2 separate regions of the Homo sapiens genome follow, and region 1 is linked to region 2. A link is an interaction called in ENCODE POLR2A ChIA-PET data of the cell type or tissue named here. Cell type or tissue: GM12878. All regions are shown on one strand. Each heading gives the region's core, and the rest is flanking DNA. Links, peaks and the distances in the headings are about the cores only.

What was found. Peaks named below come from ENCODE experiments on the same cell type or tissue, not always from the same donor. Only the 100,000 strongest peaks of a DNase experiment are listed, where the experiment ranks them.
Region 1: POLR2A ChIA-PET joins it to region 2 with 6 read pairs; 2 of 35 experiments call an interaction of 5 or more read pairs at or near these places.

The regions. Positions count from the first base shown.
Region 1 is chr3:194,392,352-194,397,691 of GRCh38, reverse strand. It overlaps GP5 (glycoprotein V platelet), which reads left to right. Exons shown (of 2, transcript NM_004488.2): 2 at 1-2,871. The coding sequence ends at 1,092. Among named protein-coding and RNA genes, the nearest start is that of GP5, 4.2 kb to the left of the region's middle. RefSeq lists a silencer at 476-525. In GM12878, for the core only: no CTCF peak of the experiment used is centred there; no DNase peak of the experiment used is centred there; H3K27me3 peaks cover 275 bases.
Region 2 is chr3:194,303,542-194,308,914 of GRCh38, reverse strand. It overlaps LINC00887 (long intergenic non-protein coding RNA 887), which reads left to right. Exons shown (of 3, transcript NR_024480.1): 2 at 2,888-3,158; 3 at 5,178-5,373. Among named protein-coding and RNA genes, the nearest start is that of LINC00887, 6.6 kb to the left of the region's middle. RefSeq lists enhancers at 1,104-1,253, 1,764-2,003. In GM12878, for the core only: no CTCF peak of the experiment used is centred there; DNase peaks (open chromatin) are centred at 1,494, 2,034 and 2,404; H3K4me3 peaks cover 964 bases; H3K27ac peaks cover 3,106 bases.

The DNA of each region.
Region 1 (5,340 bases), core at 1-5,000, 89 kb before region 2:
AGACTTCTGCTCCACTCGAACCGCCTTGTGTCTCTGGATTCGGGGCTGTTGAACAGCCTGGGCGCCCTGACGGAGCTGCAGTTCCACCGAAATCACATCCGTTCCATCGCACCCGGGGCCTTCGACCGGCTCCCAAACCTCAGTTCTTTGACGCTTTCGAGAAACCACCTTGCGTTTCTCCCCTCTGCGCTCTTTCTTCATTCGCACAATCTGACTCTGTTGACTCTGTTCGAGAACCCGCTGGCAGAGCTCCCGGGGGTGCTCTTCGGGGAGATGGGGGGCCTGCAGGAGCTGTGGCTGAACCGCACCCAGCTGCGCACCCTGCCCGCCGCCGCCTTCCGCAACCTGAGCCGCCTGCGGTACTTAGGGGTGACTCTGAGCCCGCGGCTGAGCGCGCTTCCGCAGGGCGCCTTCCAGGGCCTTGGCGAGCTCCAGGTGCTCGCCCTGCACTCCAACGGCCTGACCGCCCTCCCCGACGGCTTGCTGCGCGGCCTCGGCAAGCTGCGCCAGGTGTCCCTGCGCCGCAACAGGCTGCGCGCCCTGCCCCGTGCCCTCTTCCGCAATCTCAGCAGCCTGGAGAGCGTCCAGCTCGACCACAACCAGCTGGAGACCCTGCCTGGCGACGTGTTTGGGGCTCTGCCCCGGCTGACGGAGGTCCTGTTGGGGCACAACTCCTGGCGCTGCGACTGTGGCCTGGGGCCCTTCCTGGGGTGGCTGCGGCAGCACCTAGGCCTCGTGGGCGGGGAAGAGCCCCCACGGTGCGCAGGCCCTGGGGCGCACGCCGGCCTGCCGCTCTGGGCCCTGCCGGGGGGTGACGCGGAGTGCCCGGGCCCCCGGGGCCCGCCTCCCCGCCCCGCTGCGGACAGCTCCTCGGAAGCCCCTGTCCACCCAGCCTTGGCTCCCAACAGCTCAGAACCCTGGGTGTGGGCCCAGCCGGTGACCACGGGCAAAGGTCAAGATCATAGTCCGTTCTGGGGGTTTTATTTTCTGCTTTTAGCTGTTCAGGCCATGATCACCGTGATCATCGTGTTTGCTATGATTAAAATTGGCCAACTCTTTCGAAAATTAATCAGAGAGAGAGCCCTTGGGTAAACCAATGGGAAAATCTTCTAATTACTTAGAACCTGACCAGATGTGGCTCGGAGGGGAATCCAGACCCGCTGCTGTCTTGCTCTCCCTCCCCTCCCCACTCCTCCTCTCTTCTTCCTCTTCTCTCTCACTGCCACGCCTTCCTTTCCCTCCTCCTCCCCCTCTCCGCTCTGTGCTCTTCATTCTCACAGGCCCGCAACCCCTCCTCTCTGTGTCCCCCGCCCGTTCCTGGAAACTGAGCTTGACGTTTGTAAACTGTGGTTGCCTGCCTTCCCCAGCTCCCACGCGGGTGTGCGCTGACACTGCCGGGGGCGCTGGACTGTGTTGGACCCATCCGTGCTCCGCTGTGCCTGGCTTGGCGTCTGGTGGAGAGAGGGGCCTCTTCAGTGTCTACTGAGTAAGGGGACAGCTCCAGGCCGGGGCCTGTCTCCTGCACAGAGTAAGCCGGTAAATGTTTGTGAAATCAATGCGTGGATAAAGGAACACATGCCATCCAAGTGATGATGGCTTTTCCTGGAGGGAAAGGATAGGCTGTTGCTCTATCTAATTTTTTGTTTTTGTTTTTGGACAGTCTAGCTCTGTGGCCCAGGCTGGCGTGCAGTGGGCCGTCTCAGTTCACTGCAGCCTCCGCCTCCCAGGTTCAAGTGATTCTCATGCCTCAGCGTTCTGAGTAGCTGGGATTAGAGGCGTGTGCCACTACACCCGGCTAATTTTTGTACTTTTTAAAGTAGAGACGGGGCTTTGCCATATTGGCCTGGCTGATCTCAAACTCCTGGTCTTGAACTCCTGGCCACAAGTGATCTGCCCGCCTTGGCCTCCCAAAGTGCTGGGATTACAGGCGTAAGCCACTACACCTGGCCCTCTTCATCGAATTTTATTTGAGAAGTAGAGCTCTTGCCATTTTTTCCCTTGCTCCATTTTTCTCACTTTATGTCTCTCTGACCTATGGGCTACTTGGGAGAGCACTGGACTCCATTCATGCATGAGCATTTTCAGGATAAGCGACTTCTGTGAGGCTGAGAGAGGAAGAAAACACGGAGCCTTCCCTCCAGGTGCCCAGTGTAGGTCCAGCGTGTTTCCTGAGCCTCCTGTGAGTTTCCACTTGCTTTACATCCATGCAACATGTCATTTTGAAACTGGATTGATTTGCATTTCCTGGAACTCTGCCACCTCATTTCACAAGCATTTATGGAGCAGTTAACATGTGACTGGTATTCATGAATATAATGATAAGCTTGATTCTAGTTCAGCTGCTGTCACAGTCTCATTTGTTCTTCCAACTGAAAGCCGTAAAACCTTTGTTGCTTTAATTGAATGTCTGTGCTTATGAGAGGCAGTGGTTAAAACAGGGGCTGGCGAGTTGACAACTGTGGGTTCAAATCCCAGCTCTACCACTTACTAACTGCATGGGACTTTGGGTAAGACACCTGCTTACATTCTCTAAGCCTTGGTTTCCTGAACCTTAAAACAGGATAACATAGTACCTGCTTCGTAGAGTTTTTGTGAGAATTAAAGGCAATAAAGCATATAATGACTTAGCCCAGCGGCCTGCAGGCAATACATGTTAATGAATGTTAGCTATTATTACTAAAGGATGAGCAATTATTATTGGCATCATGATTTCTAAAGAAGAGCTTTGAGTTGGTATTTTTCTCTGTGTATAAGGGTAAGTCCGAACTTTCTCAGACTGGAGGTTACATTCACATCAGTCTGTCTTCCCCTGCGGATGGCCTCAGCCCTGGGTGGCCAGACTCTGTGCTCACAATCCAGAGCAATGGATCCTCCAACACCACCAGGTGGATGTGGAGCAGGAGAGCTGGATCGTGGCATTTGTTTCTGGGTTCTGCAGCTGTGGGAGTTGGTTTCTGGGTTCTCCATTGGTCTACTTGTCTAGTCCCATACCAGACTCACGGTCTCCATTATTGGAGCTTTAATAATTTTTGGTATAGGGTCATCTCTCCACCTTGTTTTTCTTCTATTCTTGGTTCTTTGCAATTCTATGAATATTTCAGGGTCAGCATGTCAACTCCATTGAAAAACCCTGCTGGGATTTTAATAGAACTTACAGCTCACGCCTGTAATCTCAGCACTTTGGGAGGCTGAGGTGGGTGGATCACAAGGTCAGGAGTTTGAGACCAGCCTGGCCAAGATGGTAAAACCCCGTCTCTACTAAAAATACAAAAATTAGCTGGGTGCGGTGGCAGGTGCCTGTAATCCCAGCTACTTGGGACACTGAGGCAGGAGAATCACTTGAACCCGGGAGGCGGAGGTTGCAGTGAGCCGAGATCGTGCCACTGCACTCTAGCCTGGGCGACAGAGCGAGACTCCATCTCAAAAAAAAAAAAAAAAAATTGCAGTAAATTTAAAACTAATTTGGGGAAGAATCTGTATTTTTTACAATACCTAGTGTTCTTGCCAGTAAGCATGGTTCATCTTCCCATTTATTTACGTCATTTTAAATCTTTCAGTGATGTTTTAGAATTTTTTTTATAAAAACCTTCACTATAAGAACAGAAAACCAAACACCGCATGTTCTCACTCATAGGTGGGAATTGAACAATGAGAACACTTGGACACAGGGCGGGGAACGTCACACGCCTGGACTGTCGGGGGGTGGGGGGCTGGGAGAGGGATAGTGTTAGGAGAAATACCTAATGTAAATGACGAGTTAATGGGTGCAGCCAACCAACCTGGCACATGTATTCATATGTAACAAACCTGCACGTTGTGCACATGTACCCTAGAACTTAAAGTATATAAAAAAAAGAAACCTTGCACTGATTTTGTTAGATTTATTCCTAGGTATCCTTCCTCTTTTTTGATTTGTCATTGCTATTGTAGATGGCATCTTTTTAAAAAGTTATATTTTCTAAAGAAAAAAATAAAAAAAGTTGTATTTTCTAATTTTTATTACCAATATATAAGAATGTAATTTATTTTTACATAATTATCTTATGTCTAGTAATAATTCTGATAATTTGCTTCTTCCTATTAAAACCTTACACCCATTATTGATTTATTTTTCTGTTTTAAAATATCTTCCTGCACTGGCTAAAACCTCCACTATAATGTTGAGCAGAACAGTGAGCATCCTTAGAACTATCTTGGTTGCAAAGGGTAGGTCTCTAATGTTTCATCAATAAATGTGATGTTTCTAGTCTGAGTTTGCTAAGTATATTTTAAAATAATCAGTAAAGTTAGATTTTATCCATTTTTATCTTAACTATTGAGATGCTCATATCATTTTTCTTCTTCAATGTGTTAAAATGGTGAATAAATTTATAGATTTTGGAAAAGTAAATTCATTCTTGCATTCCCGAAGTAAACCAAGCCATGCTATGTGTATTTAAAATATATTGCTGAATTCAGCTTGCTGTTTTGTTTAGAACTTTTACTATCTGTTCATTAGTGAGATTTGCTTATACATTGAAAATAATATCCTTGACTGGTTTTGGTATCAGGTTATACAGCCTCATAAAGTGGGTGGGGACGTTCTCTCTGGAATGGTTCGTAAAAACTGGGATCATCTTTTCCTTGAACGTGTTGTAGAATCCCCTGGAAAACCTTCGTGGCCTGGTTTTATTGTATGTGTGTATTCGGTATTTATTGTTGCATAACCAGTACCCCAGATCTTGGTGGTTTAAAACAATAAAATACATTACGTCACAGTTTCTGAGGGTCAAGAATTTGGGAGTAGTTTAGTTGAGTGGCTGTGGCTCAGGGTCTGTCATGAGGTTGCCATCAAAATCTTGGCTGGGGCTCTAATCATCATGACTGCGGCTGGAGGATTTGCTTCCGACATATCCCGCTCACGCTGTTGGCAGTTCCCTGGTGGCTCACGGCAGGCAGCCTTGGGTCCTTGCCATATGGACCCCTTGAGTGTCCTCATGACATGGCAGCTGGCTTCCCCCTTTCGTTCTTCAAAGAATTGTGGGGTTTTTGGCTTTTTTTTTTATAAGATCTAAAAAAGAAAAAATTAACATTGATCTATATGTTGCTTGAGCTAGAAGGCATAGGAAAACAGACAACATATATCCATGAAATTTCTCCCAAATATGAGGTAAAAAGATGAAATCTTTAGATAAGTTGTAAGTCTGTACAAAGAAGCTAGATTTACTACTCTCTAAAAGGTGAAGGGACCTGCTATATAAAACACAGAAATAATTTAATGCTTTTCGTAAGAATATAACCTGAGCTTTGCTGAAGCTTCATATTCCCTGAGGATGTCTAAAATGCCAGTCCAGGCCAGGC
Region 2 (5,373 bases), core at 110-5,109:
TGCAAGTCCTCTTCCCCTAGCCCAGCACAGCCCCCACCACAGAGCAAGAGAGCAAGGCTGTCAGCATCCTGAAATCAGCTCTTCTCTAGTTGATTTTGATAACCAGCCAAAAATGCAGGATCTTTTCAAGGCCTGAAGATCATTAACTCTTTGGAAGAACAACAGGAGAGTTTTTGAATGCTGGGACTGACAGCCTGTTGGTGATAGGCTTAATTACTCCAATTAAATATTCAGGAGCAGAGCCAGGCAAGCCAACAGAATTAGGGGAAGGAATCTTTGCTCCACGGCTGCAGAATTCCGTGCTAGACGGCATTGAGCTTCTCTAAGATGAACACTAGGTTCCCAGGCTCCCAAAGTCCTGACTTTTGATGGTATTTTCTCCCCTCTGGGAGGCACTGACTGTAAAAGATTTATCATTAACTGAGGACCTAGTGTGTTCCAGGGCTGTGCTAGGCCCTGGAAGTTCTGACAAACAAGTTCCCTTCTATGGAGGAAGTACAGGAATCGATTTCCCCACCCCACACTTATAATTACCAGACAGTGTAATCCCATGTGGGATAAGAATTAATAGGAAATCAAAGTTAATTCTCAAATTCTACTTTTCCCAGACTGTGGGTTTTCTTCCCTGGAACCGCAGGCCCAGTTTCTTTCTAGATCATGACTGGCACCATCACTGACCTTTGGGGTGTGGCATGACGTTGGCATATACGCTGTAAGTTTGGTTGCCACAAAGTCCCTTCTGAATTCTAATAATGGGGCCTTTCCTTCTGGGTGGAAAGTTTCTGCCATAGCTGGGGTGGGTCGAGCGTGGGCACTGAGTAGCCTCATTGGTGAGGGGTGGCTGCCCTTGCATTCTTCTGCTCAGTGGCCTGAGGATCGACCCCTGATAAGCCACTGCCCACAGCCACAGGACAGGACAAGCTTCCTGACCCATGTGGAGATGGAATCCATGCCCTATTCTCCTTTCATCGGTGCTCTAGCTAAATGAGCAGCTGACAACCCCAAACTTTATCTCACAGCGGGGACTCTCTGGCCTGTCCGAGATCTGCAAGTGGGGGGGATGGAGCTACAATCTGGGTCATGTGTTTATCTCTAGCCTTGGGGTCTCAGCCATTTCCCCCACAATACTTCAGTGTACCGCCATGCCATCAGCATCAAGAGGTGCTACAAAGAGGTTTGATTTTGTTCTTTTGCAATACACAGCAAATAATTTCTTTTCAACCCAGTTGTTCTTAATTATCTTCTGCCTCAAAACACCTGGAGGATTTTTGGTGCAGTCCCTGGTACCAGCAACAGCATCGCCTAGGAACTTGTTAGAAATGCAAATTCTGGACCCCACCCCAGGATTACTGAATCAGAAACTGGGGGTGGGAACAAGCGGTTTGGGCTTTACCGGGCCCTGCAGGTGCTTCTGGTGCAAGCTCATCTTTAAGAACCACTGAGTAAGAAGAACTCACCATGACGGGAGTTCTCGGTCAGGAGAGGCTTCCTGGGGCGTGTGCCAGAATCTCTAGAATTGAGGATGGGAGTGGCACACAGGTAGTTTGAAAAAGCCACTAAACTCATTATACTCTCTCCCCTGCCACCTTACCCCATTCTGAGAATCATTGATGTAGAAACTGATTTTGCATTGGAGGAAATGTCTCACCCAACTGCCTCCGTGTTTTGATGACTTTTTTTAAGCTTCAGAAAGTTCATTACACCATTGGGGTGACTTGTGTTTCACCTCAGATCTCCTTTCATGGTTGTATACAAAGAATTAATTTATACAAGCTGGGGCTTAAAAAGGGAGAAGTTTCCCCACAGTGGTTTTGTCTCGTTTGGCTTTTGCTGATTAGGAGTTGGTTGGGTCAAAGGTCCACCCTAGGAGCTAGAAACCCACCCTCGAACCATGTACCCCCTTGCCAGCTCCTGGGGCAGGGGTCTTCTGGCCCCAGCAAGTGCTCAGGTTAGGAGGGGCCCATGGATGGTCAGGAACGGCATGCTGCTTTGCTCATAGCCAAGCAACCGTGCGCATCTGCATGAGGATTTTTTTACAAGTTTCTTAAAGGAAACAGATGTCAGCAGCCTCTTTTTCATTGCCCGCAACAGGGAGAAGACACACCTAAGTTGTCTGAATTGCTTGCAAACAGTGGTAGATGTGGGCATTTTTTTTTCTCTAAAAAGATTATATTTGGGAAGCCACCCCCAGCATTTGAGGGGATGCTGGGCGTTTTAACAGTAAGGAGAGTTTACTTTAATCCACCTCATCTCGCTGCGATCTGCAGGTGTTCACGCTGCTTCTGCTTGCCAGGAAAACAACGAGAGGAAGGAGACTGGCTTCTTAGAAAGCATGTTTTCCTGTGGAAGCGGCCCACAAAACCTGCTTATCTGGGTGACAGGCTCCCCCTTCTCAGAAGGTGGTATTTCCCTTGTGGCTACACAGGCAGGAAGCAGGTGGCAGGGAGTGGACCCACAGCATCCCCCACAGCGGGCCCTGGGGTTGCCACCAACCGTGGCTGGGAGCTACTCTCCTTGATTGCTGAGTGGCTCTGTGGCTCTGGGGGCTGGAGTCAGCCGATGTGCTTGGCAGATCTGGAGGGTGGGGTCTCTGCTGACTGCGGCTGCTTGCTCTGGGAGTGGATCGGGGACTGATCCACTGGCCCAGCAGGAGCCTGGCTGGATCCCTCTTGCCCTGGGGGAAGGGAAGCCCGTTGTGTCAGGAAGACTCTGCCTGAACTCTGACCTTTCCCCTCACTAGAATGCAAGCCCCACAGGCAGCAGATCCTGTGGGTTTCATTCACTCAGATATCCCAAGCATCTTGAAGGGTGCCGGGCACACACTGGCTTCTCAATACATGTTTATTGACTAAATAATTGGATTCCTCTCCCATCTTCCACCCGCCAGCCTCCTCTTAAACATGACAAAGAATCCAAGGACTTGTGCTGGGGCTGTCAGCTGCTATTCTGGTGCCCTGGGGACGAAGAAGGGATCTGGAGGGAAGACTGTCACCCTCTTGCGAATGTTTCCAAGAAGCAGCTCAGCATGGGAGAGAAAAGGGGAGATCCCAGTTCCAGGAACACCTGGCCAGTGTTTCACCTGTTTATCGGAGTTGACAGGACCAGCCAGCCCTTTCCCACCTCTCCCCATCATGATGGATGGGAGCCTGGCCTTTGAGGTAAGAACAGATGGGGTTACAGACACTGGCCTTTGAAGACATCTGGAGCGACTGCTTCTCTGGCAGTTCACTTTTAAACCGGCACTTCACCCAGAAGTTGAAGGACCATCTGACAGATGCATAAGGGGTTTGGTGTTGAAGAGAGTTGGGCTAGAGAGTGTCGCAGAGCCCCGGGACTCCTGCGGGTTTAGGATTCTGGCTGAGGGAAGTGTGGCAGGGGCTCCCCACTCACAGGCTCCAGGCTGTGTGATCCGTGGCTGAGGACCCAGACCCTTAGACTTCAGGCACCCTGCAGGGGGTCCCATTTCAGGCAGGACTTTGCCTCCACAGCCCCACAGCTCTGCCTTGGACCAGAAGATTCCAAACAATTTAAACTACTAGTCATACTGATAGAATACTAGTAGTTTGCAAAGAAAAATATTCCCTGGGCCTTGAGGAAGCAGTTGAATTGTGATGGTGCCTATGAACATCCTAGGGCCATGTGTTGTCATTTTCAAGCTTCCCCTCTGCCTAGAGGTGACAACCCTGGTCCCGTGGTGCCCTCCTTAGTGAGCTTGGCAACAAATATGACAACATGAGGGTCACTAGGAAAGAGAAAAAGAGCAAAGAATAGATACAAATGTGATAGGGTACCCTGGTCTTCAATTAGAGAAAGCTGGTCATTTTACAAGAAGCCCTAAGCCTAGCCTCTTCTAAGCTCGGTGAGAGAGGCAAGAGCAGGAAAGAGACTGGCCAGAGGTCGCCCAGGGACCCAAGGAAGCCCTGAGATTTGATGGCTATAAATATAAGTGTATGAATCAGAATAGCACCGGGCAGGCTAGGCATGGTGGCTCACGCCTGTAATCCCAGCATTTTTGGAGGTGGAGGTGGGTGGATCACTTGAGCACAGGAATTCGATAACAGCCTGGGCAACATGGCAAAGCCCTGTCTCTACAAAAAGTACAAAAATTAGCTGGGTGTGGTGGTGCACACCTGTAGTCCCAGCTGCTCAGGAAGCTGAGGTGGGAGGATTGCCTGAACCCAGGAAGTCGAGGCTGCAGTGGTTGGTGATTGCGCCACTGCACTCCAGGCTGAGCAACAGAGTGAGACCACATCTCAAAAAAAAAAAAAAAAAAAAAGCACTGGGCATCTGGCCTGTGCCCATTTAGGGTGAGGTCCTGTGGTTTCAGGTACTGTGATAATCTGCCCATTTTGCCATTCATTAGCTCATCATCCAATATATGCCTTTTGAACACCTAGTACATCCCTAGCACTGTGCTCACACAGCGGGGCGATGGCGAACAAGAGACAAGGTTCCTGTCCTCATGGAGCTTACAGTCCCGCTTGCCTTACACGGACTCGCTGAGCCTTCTTCTCGGGTGATGCCTCAGCTTCCTACTTCACGAAGAAGATAAAAGCAATCAGAAGAGATGCTCACGAGCATCTGTCCCCACCTCACCCGCTGCCTCACCGCATGCCCGCGTTTTGTGTCTGTCCCTCTCCTGTTCTGTGGATGAACTTTTCACGCCATGGCTCAGGCCAGCCCCTCCCCCTGCAACATTCATCCCATGCCCTCCTGGCTGCTCAAGGACATCGCTCCAGTGTCTCCCTTCTGTCCCTTGCACCATCAATCTTTCCCTCTCTATGGGGTCTCTCCTAGCAGCATGCTACCATGTTGCCATCTCTCCCATGTAAAGATACCTTGTCTTGACCCCACTTCCTCCCCCAGGAGAATGGCCCCAGTTCTTACCACTTCCAAAATGATTGTCTGGACTCATCATCTCCAAATTCTCTCCTCCCATTCTCCCTTGAATCCACCCCAATCACACTGTCATCCCTGACACTGTTCTTGTCAAGGTCACCAATGTCCTCATTTTGCTAAATGCAGTGGACATTTCTTGGTCCTCATCTTGCCTGGCTGTCAGCATCATTTGACATGGCTGGTTCCTCCCTCCACGTTGAACACTTTCTTCACATCCACCTGCTTTCCTTCTCCTTCTGGCCACTGCCTCTCAGACTCTTTTGCCATCTTCTCTTCAGATTCCTGCGAAGGAATGACAAAGAACATCAAGGCTCAATCCTTGGAACTCTCCATCACTCATCTTTAAATTAGACTTCTCTGCTGACTCTCAGAGTTGTGTATGCTGAGAATCCACTGCCTCTAAGACATCCTGCTTGGCAGGTAACAGACATTTCATCCTGAGCTGAGCTCCTGCCCACCCCGCCCACACACAGA